2 separate regions of the Homo sapiens genome follow, and region 2 is linked to region 1. Evidence: chromatin loops called from intact Hi-C (ENCODE). Cell type or tissue: heart right ventricle. All regions are shown on one strand. Region 1 overlaps AFF3 (ALF transcription elongation factor 3). Region 2 overlaps AFF3 (ALF transcription elongation factor 3).

Evidence for each region. Peaks named below come from ENCODE experiments on the same cell type or tissue, not always from the same donor. Only the 100,000 strongest peaks of a DNase experiment are listed, where the experiment ranks them.
Region 2: it touches region 1 in a loop (6-fold over the local background); 2 of 110 quality-filtered maps call a loop at or near these places.

Annotation. Positions count from the first base shown.
Region 1 is chr2:99,619,135-99,627,134 of GRCh38, reverse strand. The region is part of intron 13 of AFF3 (ALF transcription elongation factor 3); the gene reads left to right. Among named protein-coding and RNA genes, the nearest start is that of REV1, 130 kb to the right of the region's middle. In heart right ventricle, no CTCF peak of the experiment used is centred here; no DNase peak of the experiment used is centred here; H3K27ac peaks cover 5,238 bases.
Region 2 is chr2:99,568,551-99,576,550 of GRCh38, reverse strand. It overlaps AFF3 (ALF transcription elongation factor 3), which reads left to right. Exons shown (of 25, transcript NM_001386135.1): 19 at 7,636-7,699. Among named protein-coding and RNA genes, the nearest start is that of REV1, 83 kb to the right of the region's middle. RefSeq lists an enhancer at 3,838-4,339. In heart right ventricle, no CTCF peak of the experiment used is centred here; a DNase peak (open chromatin) is centred at 4,050; H3K27ac peaks cover 2,525 bases.

The sequences.
Region 1 (8,000 bases):
CCTAAAAACAGAACTGTTCAACCCAGCAATTCCATTACTGGATATATACCCAAAGGAATATAAATCATATTATAAGACACATGTATGCATATATTCATTGCAGCACTATTCACAATAGCAGAGACATGGAATCAACCCAGATGCCCAGCAGTGGTGGACTGGATAAAGAAAATATGGTACATACACACCATGGAATACTATGCTACTATGCGGCCATAAAAAAGAACAAATCATGTTCCTTGCAGGAACATGGATGTAGCAGGAATCCATTATCCTTAGCAAACGAACACAGGAAAGGAAACTAACTACAGTATGTTCTCACTTACAAGTGAAAGCTAAACGATGAAAACACATGGACACATAGAGGAGAACAACAGACACTGGGGCCTGTCAGTTGATGGAGGCTGGGAGGAGGGAGATAGTCAGAAACAATAACTAATGGATAACAGGCTTAACACCTGGGTGACAAAATAATCTGCACATCAAACCCGGTGACATAAGTTTACCTGTATAACAAACCTGCACATGTACCCCTGACCTTAAAGGTGAAAGAAAGGAAAGGAGAGGGGAGGGGAGGGGAGGGAGAAGGGAGAAGGGAGGGAGGAAGGAAGGAAGAGGAAGGGGAAAGGGAAGGGAAGGAAGGGGAAGAGAAGGAGAGGGAGGGAGGGAGGAAGGAAGGAAGGGGAAGGGAAGGAGAGGGAGGGAGGAGAGAGAAAGGGAGGGGAGGGAAGGGAAGGGAGGAAGAAGGGAGGGAGGAAGGAAGGGAGGAAAGAGGAAGGAAGGAAGGAAAGAGAGAGGAGGGAAGGAAGGAAGGAAGGGAGGGAGGCAGACTTTCCAAAGGAATTTTCTACCTTTTCTGTAGTGTAAAAATAAAACTGGCAACAACAAACGTGAGCTTGGGAAATGGACTCTAGGTTTGCAGATACTGTGTTCTTTCAGTAAAACACCACAAAGAGAGCTTGTCTTTATTAAATTCCAACATTTCTACCAAGCTGGTTCTGTTGAATAAAATAACATCTTCTAATGTTCTAGTGTCCAAACGCAGCAGCTTCCGATGGGTGGCACTCAGCTAGCTCAGATGAACTGAAGACCCTTCAGTAACTGCGTTCTCTATACCTGAACTGGAACGCAACTGGGACATTTCTTTTTATAGAAATTCTAATCTTTTCATGTGGCCACTTGAGAATTCTAAATTAGCTGGAAGGTGTTTCAGTCACCAAGATGTAAACAGGTTTTATTTCACTGGAAAAGTGGTTACATAAAGCTTGCCTTTCATCCCCTTCAACTAATTCAAAAGCTCTAAAGAGAAATATTTTAACCTTGAATTTTGCAACTTTGAAATAGACTCATATGATATTTTATCAGTGCTTTACTTTTATCTTCTGACTGTTCTTCCATTACAACTGTTGTATTACATTGCTTTTTAAATAGCTTTGGCAACCTGAAATATGAATTCCCAGGCCCTCAAACTTTCCTTCTGTGATTAATTATAATTAATCCTCTCGCTTGTCATTTCGTCTAGTATCCTGTCATACAACCCAGAAGACACTTTGCAAAATTTCAAGCAGGAAATCTCCTGCACATGGTTTAATGTTGATGCTGTTTCCAGGTGTCATTTATCTTCCTTAAGTAATCCATACACAACCCCTCCAAGAAAGGCCCTCTCTGTGCTCAGCACCAGACATGCTCAGCACCACACATCTTTATGTTGGATGGATAAGAAAGATTGCAAACTTAAGGTTGCCAGATTCAGCAAGTAAAAATCCAGGAACAATGAATAATTCTGTAGTCTAAATGTGTCCCTAATATTGCATATTTTTCATTGTTTATCTGAAATTCAAATTTCACGGGGTGCCCTGTATTTTGCCTGGCAACCCTACGCAAACGATATTTTGATTGAAAGACCGTTAAGAAAAAAGTATTCTCTAAAAGTATTTGATCTTTCTTGGAAATTGCATAAGAAAATGTCAGGATCTTGAAAGACCATCTATATACAAACAGTGGATGCAACTTAAGTCAAAATTCTATCTCGCCCTTCAAGAAAGCTTCCTTGAAAATGAATCTCCTCTCTTTCCAAGCAGTAGAATAAGCATCTCACTTCCAGCAGGAGCTGTGCACAACCGTTCCTCCAGATTTTCCACGAGAGACTGTATCTTGTGTGTGTCAAGTGTGTGTGGTGCTTGCTGCAAGCACTGGGCCTGTTTGGAAATCGGTAGGGTGGAGCCGTATGCAGGTCGGAGGCATCTGGCGGAGCTCCCACTTGCTGCCCTCCCGCCTTCGTCTCCGGAGGGCAGACACGAGACTGCCACTTTCTCTGAAGCATGGCTGGCAGCCTCAGCACCTGGCTGGCCTTTGGGTGCTATTTCTAATTTGTATTTTTGCTGAGTTACTTGTGCCAAGGACTGTCTGCTTTGATAAAGTGGAAGCTTTTTCTTGCTGCCATTAAGGAGAATTCCTGACCTATGTGCACGTCTGTGATGAGGCTGAGGAGATTTTTCTATTGACCTCTAATAACAGGAGGCAACGGGCCAGGGCCTCACCTCCTTGCAAGTGGCATTGGACTGCGAGGCTCTTATTAATGGGGCTGCGTGTGGGTGACACTTTCTTTCAAGCTCTGTTTTTAAACACCATTACTCCCTTGGTTATCACATCCTATTAATTATTCATTGACTGACTTTTCTCCAACAGTAGCTAATGAGGTAAGTTACACAATGGCAATGGTAGTAAATATTATAATATAAAAGCAATTACTGAAGTGGTAGTTTTAATTCAAAATTATTTTAATTACATGGGACTCCAGCTTATTTAAAATTCTGTCTCCATGGAGCTTTCTGTAAGCTTCCCAAACTGTCACCTCCTTGGTTACCTGGAGATAGTCTGGGAAATTTTCTTCCACCTTTCTACTAGCAAGCACCTAGGGGAATTCAAGCAGATAGGTAGCTGGGTAGATGATTGGCAGGAACTGGATGCCTTCAGAAGGCAACAATCCCCAGAACCTTGGAGGTAGCTGTGGCTTGGGCATTTTCTTTTAGAGGAAGACAAAGGTAGAAGCAACCCGGTGGCTCCAGGCAGGAGCAGTGAACTGTGCAGCCTCCCAGGGCCCTGTACGCCGATGGCCTCTTACTTAGTTTAATGCTCTGTGGTTGGCATATTGAAATCCTTAATAACTTTATCTTTGAATTCGTGTTTTTTAAGTGAAGTCCAATGGGATGATGGAGCATCTGCCTGGGCTCAGAGCCTTGGCTCCCATGGGTCCCTCTCAGCTGCCAGCTCCAGCCTGCTGCCCTGGCCCCACCTGGCCTTGCCTGTTCCACCCTACACAGTAACTGCTGCTACCCAGCACCCCAGGAGGGCATGGGTGCATGCCAGGTCAGGACAGGGCTCACAGGCCCAGACATGGCACCCGCGTTTTGCCCCAAGCTGACAGCACAAGGGCACATGCAGTGGGTGGCTGGGCAGGGGGACGAGCCTCTCCCCGACCCTAACCCAGAGGCCTCATGTGTCCCAGTTCAAAGGTTGCAGTCCCCATGGGGATTGTCTTCTCTCCCGTGTCGGTTGGGCCCATGAGACACAGAGATACCTGGCTCAACCTCACTCACCCCAGCCAGGGCATCACACGCCCATCCTGGGCTGGCAGAGGTGGGGAGCTCCTTGCACATGCTAAATTGCAGGGCGAGCCTCCAGATACCCGTGGGATCCTACACTCACCGCATGAGTATTCCAGTGCCCAGCAAGCATGACATTAAGTAGCAAATTAAAATGCCTTGACCAATTGACAGACCATAGAAGAAAGGAGGAACCTTTGTATTTTGAGCGCCTAGGATGGCACTTTTATCTTGCTCTTTGAACAAGGGGCTCTCATTTGCATTTTGCACTGCAAATGATGTGGCAGGTCCTGGCTCCAGGAATGGGGAAGCTGATCATTGCCCTTATTTGGCATCAGGAAAGGCCTATCTTATAAGTTAAAAAAAAAAAAAAAAAAAGAACCAGAGGTCAACAAAAAAAATTGGAGGTCCCAAATGCATTTTGCTCCTTGGAGTTAACGGAGGCACGTGCTGCCAGGTGTGCTCTGAAGTCTGACTAAATACCTTCCTCCTGTCCTCTCTCCCTTCGACCACCAAAAGTCTCCTGGGAACTCTCTCACTCATCTTTTCTGCAGTGGAAAAAAGCAAGGCTACCTTTGTTTGAAGCAGAGTCATTCTGATCAAAGACATGAACCAGAGCTTCCACCGGGAGCTCCCTGTCGGCAAGGACTGTCTCCAGTACATGTCTGAGTCGTCCTGCCTGTGCCCATGCCCAGCCAGGGCCTGACTCTGCATCCACTGACCCCATGGTCTGAGTTCAATGAAAGAATGGGCTGCAGCCCGGCAGGCCTGCCTTGTCCTCCAGCACTGATGCACAGGTCATTCAGAACCTGCTGGGAGGACTCCATCCAATCAGGCTGGGCTGAGCTGAGAGTTTTATTGGCCTGTTCTGTGATGTGGTGATTCTTTTCCTTTTAGTGGGCAGCTCATTTCTGGAAGCGAGATTGCTCACATTCTCTGTGATGGTGGAGCTGGGAGTCGCAGAACTCAGACTTATTGGCACCATACTCAGGAATAATAAAGCAAATAAAATTATATTGACCACATTCTAGTTTATTTCATTCCCCCTTCTTTTTCTTACCACTCCCTCTCTGCCTTCTCTCTCTTTGCTCAGCCTGCCCATAAAACAACCTTTCTATTTTCAGCAAACCTTAAAGAAACAAAGGCCTGGCTTTGACATTCCTTCCCTTGAATAAAATGTGTTCGTGGTAATTTGCCTCTCATGGGTTGGGCTCATTCTCAGCGTCTGCACGTGGGAGCCATCTTCGATCAGGACCACCTCCCTGAGGGTCCTCTGGGGGCACAGCCTCTGCAGTGCATTCAGAATGAGTTGCCATGGTTGGAGGAGAACGCACCCACCCTCGACTCATTTTCCCTCCACTCCAGCAGTGACTGTACCAAAGTGGGGCTGGAGACCCCTGGTCCTGTATTGTTCTCAGCACGTCCTAGTTGGTGTAGTCTTATTTAAATTACATAGATTTGCTCATAGAATTTCAGCTTCACACCCTATAGGAAACCAGGCAATCCCAGTCTGTTTTTTCAGCTCTCTTCCTTATCACCCACATATCTAAATAGAAGGGCTGCCTGGTGCTGGATGCTATAAAATTGAAGGAAGGATAAATGGTTCCTCCCCGTGGCCTGCGTCTATTTCAGCTTCCCCCACACAACTCGCCCTGCAAATCCCAGCCTCCTGTTATTCCACCCGCTTTGCCTGGAGCTTGCCCCCTTCTCTCTTTTCCTAGCAAATCCTGCTCAGTGTTTCAGGCCCCACTTCCTCCAAGAATTCCTGCCTGGAAACTCTACTCCTCGTTCTTCCCCCTGGCCTCTCAAGTCTTAGAACTAAGAATTAGGACTAGGAATTTTATGGCCGCATTGAGCGCTTGACATACACTGTTTTCTCTTAAACATTATTCTAGGTCCTCCAACTATAAGGACATGATTAACCTTGTGCCTTCTGTCCCCACCACACTCAGAACAGTACCAGGCACATATGGTTGCAGAGCAACAGTGACAGGCAAGGAGCACCGACCATTCTTCATGGCAGAAAAATCCTCACCCACCTAAACCTGAAATCCAAAATGCTCTGGGTGGACGAGGTCGCAGGCAGATCCCTTGAAGCCACTTTATATACAGCAAGTTAAGAAATCTCTACCCACAGCACAGCATAGCAGACTTAGTTATGATGAGAATTATCTAGACTCCTAGAGGTAGCAAAGCCAGGAATCTGTCACTTGCTCAGCTGTTACACAGCAATGCTGTGTGCGAATTTAGGGAGGAAACCCCAGGCAGCTTGTTATAGTCAACTGAAGATTAGCAGGAGTGAATTGTCTGTGACTCTGGCTCCAGGGTTCTCTGGTCTTTTCTTGGCCTCGCCATTGCTCATCAGCCTAAATGGGAGGAACAGAAAGAATTAAAATAGAAATTAACACAGCTTCTAGTTGGAAATTCGGGTTAGGCATCTCTAGGGATAGTAATTTAAAAAACGGTGTGTTAATCTATTTGCATTGCTGTAAAGGAATACCTGAGGCCAGGTAATTTATAAAGAAAAGAGATTTATTTGGCTCATGGTTCTGCAGGCAGTACTGGAAGCATGGCACCAGCATCTGTGTCTGGTGAGGCCTCAGAAAGCTTTCACTCATGGTGGAAGGTGAAGGGGAAGCAGGTGTGTCACATGACAAGAAGAGGGAGAAGAGGAGGAGGTACCAGGCTCCTATAAACAGCCAGCTCTTGCATAAACTAATAAAGTGAGAACTCACTCATTACCTGGGGGAGGGCACCAAGCCATTCATGAGCAATCCTCCCCCGTGACCCAAACACCTCCCACTAGGCCCCACCTCCAACAATGCAGCTCAGATTATGTGATTTGGACAGGACAAATATCCAAAGTTTCAGAGGGTCTTTGGGGATTTTTGTTTGTTTTTGGAGACAGGTCCTCACTGTGTCACTCAGGCTGGAATGCAGTAGTACAATCATAGCTCAGTGAAACCTCTAACTCCTTTGGCTCAAGTGATCCTGCCACCTCAGCCTCCGAGTAATTAGGACTACAGGTGTGCACCACCACCCCTGGCAAATTTTTTTGGTTTTGCAGAAACAGGGGTCTCACTATGTTGCCCATTCTGGTCTCGAACTCCTGGCCCCAAGTGATCCTCCCACCCTGGCCTCGCAAAGTGCTGGGAATACAGGTGTGAGTCACCAGACCTGGCCTGTTTTTTTCTTTTTAATTAAGTATACATTTATCGAAGGGTATTAGAAGTGACGGACCACAGAAATCATCTAGTCCAAGCCCATCTCTTCATGTGGGTCACTGAGACCCACAGTGGGGTTATCAGCACAGCTGTGACTAGAGCCCTGGTGTGCAGGTTCCTAGGCCCAATGCCTCTCTCCCGGAGTCTCAGTTGGGATGACCCACCAAGCCAGCCTGTTGGTCTGGGGCAGATGTCTAGCTAATCTGGTTTGTCTGGAATACCCAGGATCCCATTACTGGAGCAGGCCTTCTGCATGAGGGAGACACCATTGATTGCCTGCTCAGCAGTCATCCATCACTTCCTCACAGAGAACCCGTTTGGGTCACTCTACTCTGAGTGGCCAGGGTCTTCAGGGGAGGTTGGTCGTCCTCCATCCTAAGGGGTGACTGTTAATTGGCCTAAGCTAGCATTTGTTGCCTTATTACCCTTGCTGTGGAACTGGCTTAGTCATGGGCGTGTGGTGACATTCAAGCCAGTGAGGGGTGATCTACTTAGCAAGGGACACAGGGCAGTAATATCCCTTTCTCTGGACACTGTCATCTGTGTGTGAGAATCGCAGCAGCCATCAGAGGAGTGAGGCGAATCCACCTAAAGACAAGCCAAGGGTGTCAGTAAGGAAAGACAGACAGAGCCCAAGTCCTTGGTAAGGCCCCTGAGCCTCAGAATTACCCAATCCCGGGCACGCCCCTCCTTAGGGGCTTCTGATGGCGAGACATGCATGTTCTTACTGTGTTTTCACTCATTTTAATTGTGGTCCCTGTTCCCTGTCACCAGACACAGTCTATCAGCTGTGCTCTGTGGTGCAGCCTTTGAAAAGGATGAACAGCACTCCCTGCAGAAACACCTGAGTAATATTTTACACATTTGCCCTGAGTGTCCTCACCCAGGGAACAAACCCAGCTTGGTTTATGACAGCTAACAAGATCACAGCTTGAGCTGATATGGCCACAAGCCTGTGTCTCAGATGCTGTAATTTGGTTTCCATAAAAATCTTTTTCGCTCATCATCCTTAAGTCTTGTATTCCTTGGTGAGATGCAAATTAAACACCACATGCTGCTGACATTCAGAGCTCACTTTATTTGCTTTAAACACAGGAGAGAAATGGAATTGGTTTGTTCAGACAGAGACTGGGTTAGAAAGAGGGTTTTCAGGAGCCAAATGTGATTCCAG
Region 2 (8,000 bases), 51 kb after region 1:
ACAGGTACTTGGACTTTTTTTTTTTTTTTTTTTTTGAGACAGGGTCTTGCCCTGTCACGCAGGCTAGAGTGCAGTGGTATGAGCATGGCTCAGTGCAGCCTCAAACTCCTGGGCTTACGCTATCTTCTTGCCTCAGCCTCCTGAGTAGCTGGGTCTACAGATGCATGCTACCACACCCAGTTAAATTTTTTTTTTTTTTTTTGTAGAAAAAGCGTCTCACGGCTGGGCGCAGTGGCTCACACCTGTAATCCCAGCACTTTGGGAGACTGGGGCAGGTGAATCACTAGGTCAGGAGTTCAAGACCAGCCTGGCCAAGATGGTGAAATCTTGTCTCTACTAAAAATACAACAATTAGCCAGGTGTGGTGGCAGGCACCTGTAATCTCAGCTACTCCGGAGGCTGAGGCAGAGAATTGCTTGAACCTGGGAGGTGGAGGCTGCAGTAAGCTGAGATCGTGCTACCACTCTTCAGCCTGGGCAACAGCGAGACTGTGTCTCAAAAAAAAAAAAAATCATGTCTCACTATGTTGTCCAGGCTGGTCTCGAACTCCTGGCCTCAAACAACCCTCCCACCCCAGCCTCCCAAAGTGCAGGATTATAGGCGTGAGCCACCGTGGCTGGCAGCCCTTGGACTTTTTATAAGAGGAAATGTTTCTTAATCTGCTATGGCTGAAACTAATATAATCTTGTCACTATTGGTGTCAACAAAGAGGCTGTTATCATTTGTTCTTCCCATTAGCAATGTGTATAATTTTCCTGGCTGACAGCTACAATGAAACTGTTTCTCCTTTTATGGATATAGATATAATAGAATAAAAAAACACTGTTACATATCCATCATATGGAGAGATAGATGTCGCATTCCAATTGCCATATGTCCCAACTGATTTGAAATCCATAACAGTAAAATAAACATGCAACTCAAACAGCCACTCAACCATCGAACTAAGAAAGTTGTGGAAAGATTCTTCAAGCTTGAAAAGCAAAAATAGGCCAGGCGCGGTGGCTCATGCCTGTAATCCCAGCACTTGGGGGAGCCGAGGTGGGTGGATCACTTGAGGTCAGGAGCTTGAGACGAGCCTGGCCAACACAGTGAAACCCCATCTCTACTAAAAATACAAAAAAAAAAAAAAAAAATTAGCCAGGCACCTGTAATCCCAGCTACTCAGGAGGCTGAGGCAGGAGAATCACTTGAACCCAGGAAGCGGAGGTTGCAGTGAGCCGAGATCATGCCATTGCACTCCAATCTGGGCAACAAGAGTGAAACTCCATCTTAAAGAAAAAAAAGCAAAAATAGGCATCGTCTCTTCCTTTAAGCAGTAAAAATAAGCAACCTTCAAGAGATCACTGGGCTAGAATGTCACCTAAAATTGTGCAAAACGTCTCCCAGGTTCCTTTTGGTACATATGGAGCACTTACTAAGTGCCAAGTACAGGCACAAGAGCTGAAGTATAATGATTAATTAATTCTCAGTTCTTCAGGGGAGAGAGAGGCACATGATGACCTCTCCAGGAAGGTTTCCTAGGATTACTAAATTTAATTCTCGGCCTCCTTCCTGCCCACCTCCATTCTGTGCCAGCTTCCCCACCAGCAGCCTCAGTGACAGAGGAAGACCTCAGCCCTGTCACCTCCCTTGACTTCTCTTCACCGAGGGTGAAGAGTGAACTTCAGCCATTTGTAAAAACAAGCAGTGAAATGACCAAAGAGAGGCCACCAGTGGAAGAAAAGACTAGATAATTAACACTGGAGTGATTTCGAGTTGATGGAAATCCAGTTACAGTGATCCAAAAAGTAACAGATGCCACACTGTCATTTAATTTTTAAAGCCGCATCATGCAGCTTTTTTAAAAAAGTAAACTCATCTCTTTGTATTATAAATACTTGTTAATGGTTGAATAAACATGGGATTCAGACAACAGCTGAAGCCAGTAGGCTCTCAATAACAAGTGTTGAATGAACCCAGCTGAATTATAAATTACATTCCCAGGGAAGAGTGCCTGCAATTTTTTTTTTCTATGACTATAAGGAATCTACATGCAGGTGAATGTAAATTAATGGGTTTCCAAGCCCGTTTTCCTAGGTTACTTACCAAAAAATCAGCCGGGCGTGTTAGCATGTGCCTGTAATCCCTATAATGCCTGTAAACAGGCACCAGTTAGTTCCTTTGGGATACAGACAGAACTGAGAAGAATAACATTTATTTTTAAAAATGTAATCAGGTCAGCCTGTCCTTTGTATGTTGTGGGCTCATATTGGTGGCAGTGTGACCTCACCTCCTCCCCTGACATTAAGCAAACGCACAACATTCACTACTTGACAGCCACAGTATTAAGGTGACACTAGTGTGGTTATCAAACTTTTGTTTAAAAAACGGATCTGTAAGAATTTGTGTCAATGAATGACAACACTTGATTCAACTTGAGGCCTAGAAACTGATCTTATTAGTGCAAAGCCATGAGCTGTAAGTTACTTGGTATCATAATTAGTGACAGGGGAATTCTTGGCTGGGGAAAATTGAGAGAGAACAACTGTGTCATGAAGGCCTCCGTACAGAAGTCCTGAACAGGGCTAAGTGGTGGTGAGATGCTTGGCTGGAAAACCACCTCCTCCATCCTGCCCACCGTTCTGCTGTGCTAGGAAGCCAGAGAACCCCAGGTGCCAGGGCTGCCTGCCGCTCCCTGGAGGAAGTGCTGGCTGCTGCCTGTATGTCACATGGAAAAGTCAGTCACAATCAGCACATTCAGCCAAACCACCAAACGTCCCTTCTGTCCCCATGGTGCCCGTAACAGGAGCCCGGCTACCTGAACCTCCCGACAGTGAGGAAAGACTGACTATAGACGCCAGGCGCTGAAGGCCATGGCATGTGAAATGTGGCCGGGAGGAAGGAAGAGGGACTTGACATTTGTAATGTACTTGCACAGCAGTCTCAGAGCTAAAGGATTTTAATTTTATAGAGGATGGGAATACTCGCATATTGTAAAAGGTTGAATCCCTAGCAGCATGATTTAGTCAAAGGACACCAATTAAGATCCTTGAGTAGGCGAAATTGCAGCTGGGAAGGCGCTCCCCCACCAGGGGCTTGCAGTGGGCATGTTCTCTTGAGGGTCTCCTCTCCTAGTCCTTTCAAAGCAGGGACCCTACCTTTTTGTTTTCCTGATTAATCATTAAGCCTTTATTGGTCTTCATATGGAATTTCTCCCATTATGAAATCCCTGTCTCAAGGCCAGGAGCTTCTTTTGTTCTAACCAAAACAGAGTGAGAGAGTAAGAGTGAGTGAGAGAGAGAGAGAAAGAAATGAAGTAGGATTTGCAAAGGGGTGCGGGGGACAGGGTGCGGAGACAAGGACATTCAGATCTCCTGGATTGAAATCTCAGCTGTCCAATCATCTTTAGGGTTTTGTAAGATTATTTTAAATGTCACACTCAGAGAAAAACAACCATCAGATTGATAATTTCCCATTTCAACAGAAAGTTACTTTTGATTCAACACCCGCCCCACTTAGCCTGAGCGTCCTGCAGAGCAAACCCTGCCTTCTGTGGCCGGCTGAGAGGGAAGCAGTCCTGTGGCCTGAAGAAACAGTGAATGACCGCTTGTGCCTGGGAGAAGCCCGGTTCCAGGGACTCTGAGCCCCAGCCGACATCAAAGTTGTGGAAATAAAAGCTGTGTTTGAATCCTTGCTACCCAAATGCAATCTACCTGGATCTGTGGGGAAGTGCCTATAAAGGCAGTGCCAGCATCCTGGAGTGGCTGACTCTGAAGTGCCCTCATCCATAGTCTTCACTGACTCTGTGTATTAAAAATAATTACTTAATTTCTTATGCATTCTCCTCAAAGCTTGGGACATATTAACACCTCTGGGGCTTATCAGATGACAAGCTGACATATCGGATAGCAGATGATGAATTCATTTGGTATGCAGTTGCCTATTTGTCTGATTTGGATTTCAACTTCCCTAAGAAAATCATCCAATTTCTGCCGCGCCGAGGAACTTGTTGTTCAAACACATTGAGCTCTCATCCCTGCCAGTTTTCACAAAACAGGCTGGCTCTACTGAGGGCGGCATTTCACAGAGGTAGGAATTACAGAAAGGAGTCTGCCAGGCTCTCCGTGGGAGACCATTCAACTCTATCCCGGCCACAAAGGAGAACAAAAAGCAAGGTTGCTTTAATATTCCCATGCCAGAAGAAATATGGGGGTAGCTCAAACCCTGATGCTGCTGAGAACCAAGACCGTGTGTTTCTAGGTGGGGGGGGGGGGGTGGTGGGAGGGGGAAGAGAAGAAAAGAAAACATTCTATTTGGATCAAGTGCTCAGAATGCTTTTGTTGGAGAGAGCTCTCATAATGAAGATGCATGCAGCTAAGCTCTGGCTTTCAGATCACTCAAGCCCCGTTTCTGAAGAGCCCATGATTCACAGTTAGTTCCATTTATGGTGTTTAATTAAACTTTTATTAGGTTTGCTCATGTGTCATCATAAAATACCATCACTGTGGGAAACAATGGGAAGAATTTTATTACACAAATGAAAAATGAAAACTCTAGGTTTTCCATGTTAAAAAAAAAATAGAAGATTAGATGGAAAATCTATTTGAACACTCAGATAAGATCTCATTTTAGTACCTTTGCTGTATTATATTCTATAACTGTCACAATGGTGACAAGCAATTTTACTTTTCCTACTGACTTGTGTATTGCTGTCAGAAGGGATGCCTTTGTGATTCGTGGCAAGGCTGGACACTGGGTGACATCCCATTGGTCCTGCTGGCTTTATAATGATCTGCTCTGGAAGTACAGCACTAGAAATCACTCGAAAGGAGAAAATGGGCCAATCATCAGGCAATCTTCAGTGACTCATTATAGTGAGCCCTCCATTCTATGCAAAGATGAGAGTTCTAACAAATGTGTTCGTTAAGTGGCCTCCAGATGGTACCTATGCTATTAGCATCTCAGGTTACTGCTCTGATTATAGCTGCTCTGATACGGTCAGAAAATTAGGTGTGTTACTTACCCACATGTGCTATGGTGAGAGTCTGTGACTCAGCCTCCATATCAGGATTTAAAAATATGCCCCTATGCTGCAGATGAAAACAATATTGATTAAGGAGCTTATATTAGGAATTGTGAGCCACTGCCATCCATAAGGGTAACTTAGAAGGCTGGTGGAAACTAAGATACCATAGCTTATTACCAAGATAATCCTTTAATGAAATGCATTTGAAGTAGTGAACTGTTAGTGACAAAACAGGGCAAGAAAAAAAAAATGACCTAACTTATATACTAGAGTATAGAACAGATAATGATGTGGAGAATTTCAGGTTGCCATGGAGACACTCTCTGGCTCATTGGATGCGATGCTGCACCCCATCGGAAGGCACCACTCTTTTCTAAGCTCAAAATGAATTCAGTGCCATTCATTCAAGGGAGACCTGCTTACCTTCTACCGTGTGCCAAAAACTACAGGGTGGGAAAGATCAAAGAAGTCTACAGCATGGTCCTTACTAAAAACGTACCAGCAATCAAGTTGCACACATGCCCAGTACAGCTCAGAAGATAATGAAATACCAAGTGTAGTAAACAAGAAGTGCTGTGTGAGCTCAGGAAGGACAGAGGGGAACATGGACCAAGGTTACTCGGAACGCCTTACGGCGGGGGAAATTGAGGGCCAGGCAACATTCGGCTCCTAGAAGGCACTCAGTGAATGAACAGAGAGGAGAGTGTTCCAGGTGGGGGAAGTGATGAGCAGAGCTCCTCGGACCAGGATGCCATGTTATCAAGACAATGAGGAGCCACCTCTGACTTTGGTCAAGGGCCTTCGTGAGTAAGCAATATGATTAAGTGGGTTGGGCAAGATTATTGGGGATCTGAACTGAGATTTTATCTCGTAGACCCTGGAGATTGATTTTAGGTCTGTGAGCAGGATGGTGATGTGATGGAAGCCATGTAATCCCAGCACTTTGGGAGGCCGAGGCAGGTGGATCACTTGACCTCAGGAGTTCAAGACCAGCCTTTGCAACATGGCAAAACCCCGTCTCCACTAAAAATACAAAAAGTTAGCCAGGCATAGTGGCACACACCTGTAGTCCCAGCTACCTGGGAGGCTGTGGTGGGAGGGTCGCTTAACCCCAGGTGGTTGATGCTGCAGTATGGGTGATTGTACCACTGCCCTCCAGCCTAGGCGACAGAGTGAGAACCTTTCTCAAAAAACAACAACAAAAATAACATCAATTGCCAGAGTTGGAACCAAAGACCAGACAATATATGGACATTCTTACAATATGTGTCAATATGTGGACAAAGAAGGAAAACTCACCAAGGCAACAACAAAGCCATTCATATGGAGAAAGCATGGGCACCCAGGAGATGCAAGAGAGAAAACGGAGTGGCAGGAGCAGGGCCTTCCTAGGAAGGAGACCTCAGGCCTCACCCTCAGTGAAAGACCCACCACAATGAATGGACGGCTCCAGCCCTCAGAGGGGGGCATGGGGATGGGGTGAGGAAACATTTTGACCCCAAAACTATGCTGTGATTCTGGTTTGTTTGATTAAAATGCAATGTCATTGTCACACATTGCTTTTCTAAGCGTTTTGACCTCTTTGGATACATGAATGTTCTGACTACCTAATATTACAATAAGGTAAAAGACCCATTAGGATCTGAAATAAGGCAGTTCAAAATAAGCATGTAATCATTGGCTAAACAGTCCATGATTAATATCACTACTTCCGTCGAATCTCCCGTTCAGAGAGTCCTGGCTTATATTTGATATTCATGAATAGGTCAAGTTTATTGATTATATAAAGTTTATGCTGCCGGTGCCTAAAAATGTCATTTTTTTAATCTATCGGGCTAAACACTTAAAGATACTGTCTAATGAGTACCTTAGCGTAACTGGGCCTCATTACACACACTCAAATCAGTCTCTGGATGAGTTACCTTCATCTCCCGGCAGAGTCACCGCTGGCCAGGGTTATTGCTTTAATAATCCACATGTCTGCTGTTAATGTTTACCAGCTAGCTAATCAGAACTCTAGAGAATACATGGCATGTTTGCATTGTTACAAGGTAGACATCATTTTACAATTAACTTCATTACAACTGGAATGTAATCATCCAACATTACCTCTTTTTATTTTTCACTGTGAGGCTTTAAGATAATTCAATATATACATAAAACTCTAGGTACTAGATATGCATATAAATGACACTTATTTTCATAAGGATACATAAATATACTCACCCATATATAGCCATACAATTATTATGAGGTATATTTACAATCTTTACATTAAAAGGGGATTGTTTTATGTAAATATTACCTAAAATAAGATTTCTCGCTTTTTTTTTAACCATACAATAAAAAAATATATTCACAAATTAGGCCCTAGGGGGCCATGTTAAATCCACTGTAAATAGAGACTACTGGCGTATGTTGAGTGTGTTTCGAATTGCTAACTTAAGAGAAAATGTATTGTGGTATTTGACATACAGGCAGTAGTTTGGAAAGGCAAAAAACACACTTAATTCCGCATTAAGCAGAGTTTTTAAATTGTGCCTTAAGTTTGAGTGAAAGGAAGGAATATTTTAAAAAGACGTTGCACTTAAGCCATAATGACGTTTAATATCATTCTCTCCTTGTAGGCCTCGCAGTGCCGATTATTTTATGCAAGAAGCTAAACGAATGAAGCATAAAGCAGATGCAATGGTGAGACCCTTTTCTTTCCAGATACGTTCTTCCAAATTATGTGTGTACTGCAGCTTCATCACTGGGACAATATAGCTGGGGTAATTATAAAATCTATTACAAGGATGGCCGGGTCTGTTCAATGGAGAAATGTTTATATAATCAAATGTTCATAGCCCAATAAAGTATGACTTCAACCAATAATGCCTGACTGGGAAAAAGCCCTAGACAAATGAATATTTCAATTTAGTCCTAAGGTTTGAATAGTAACTAGAGCCAGTGGAGGCAGTGGGCGGTAGTATTTTTTTTTCCTTTAAAAAGT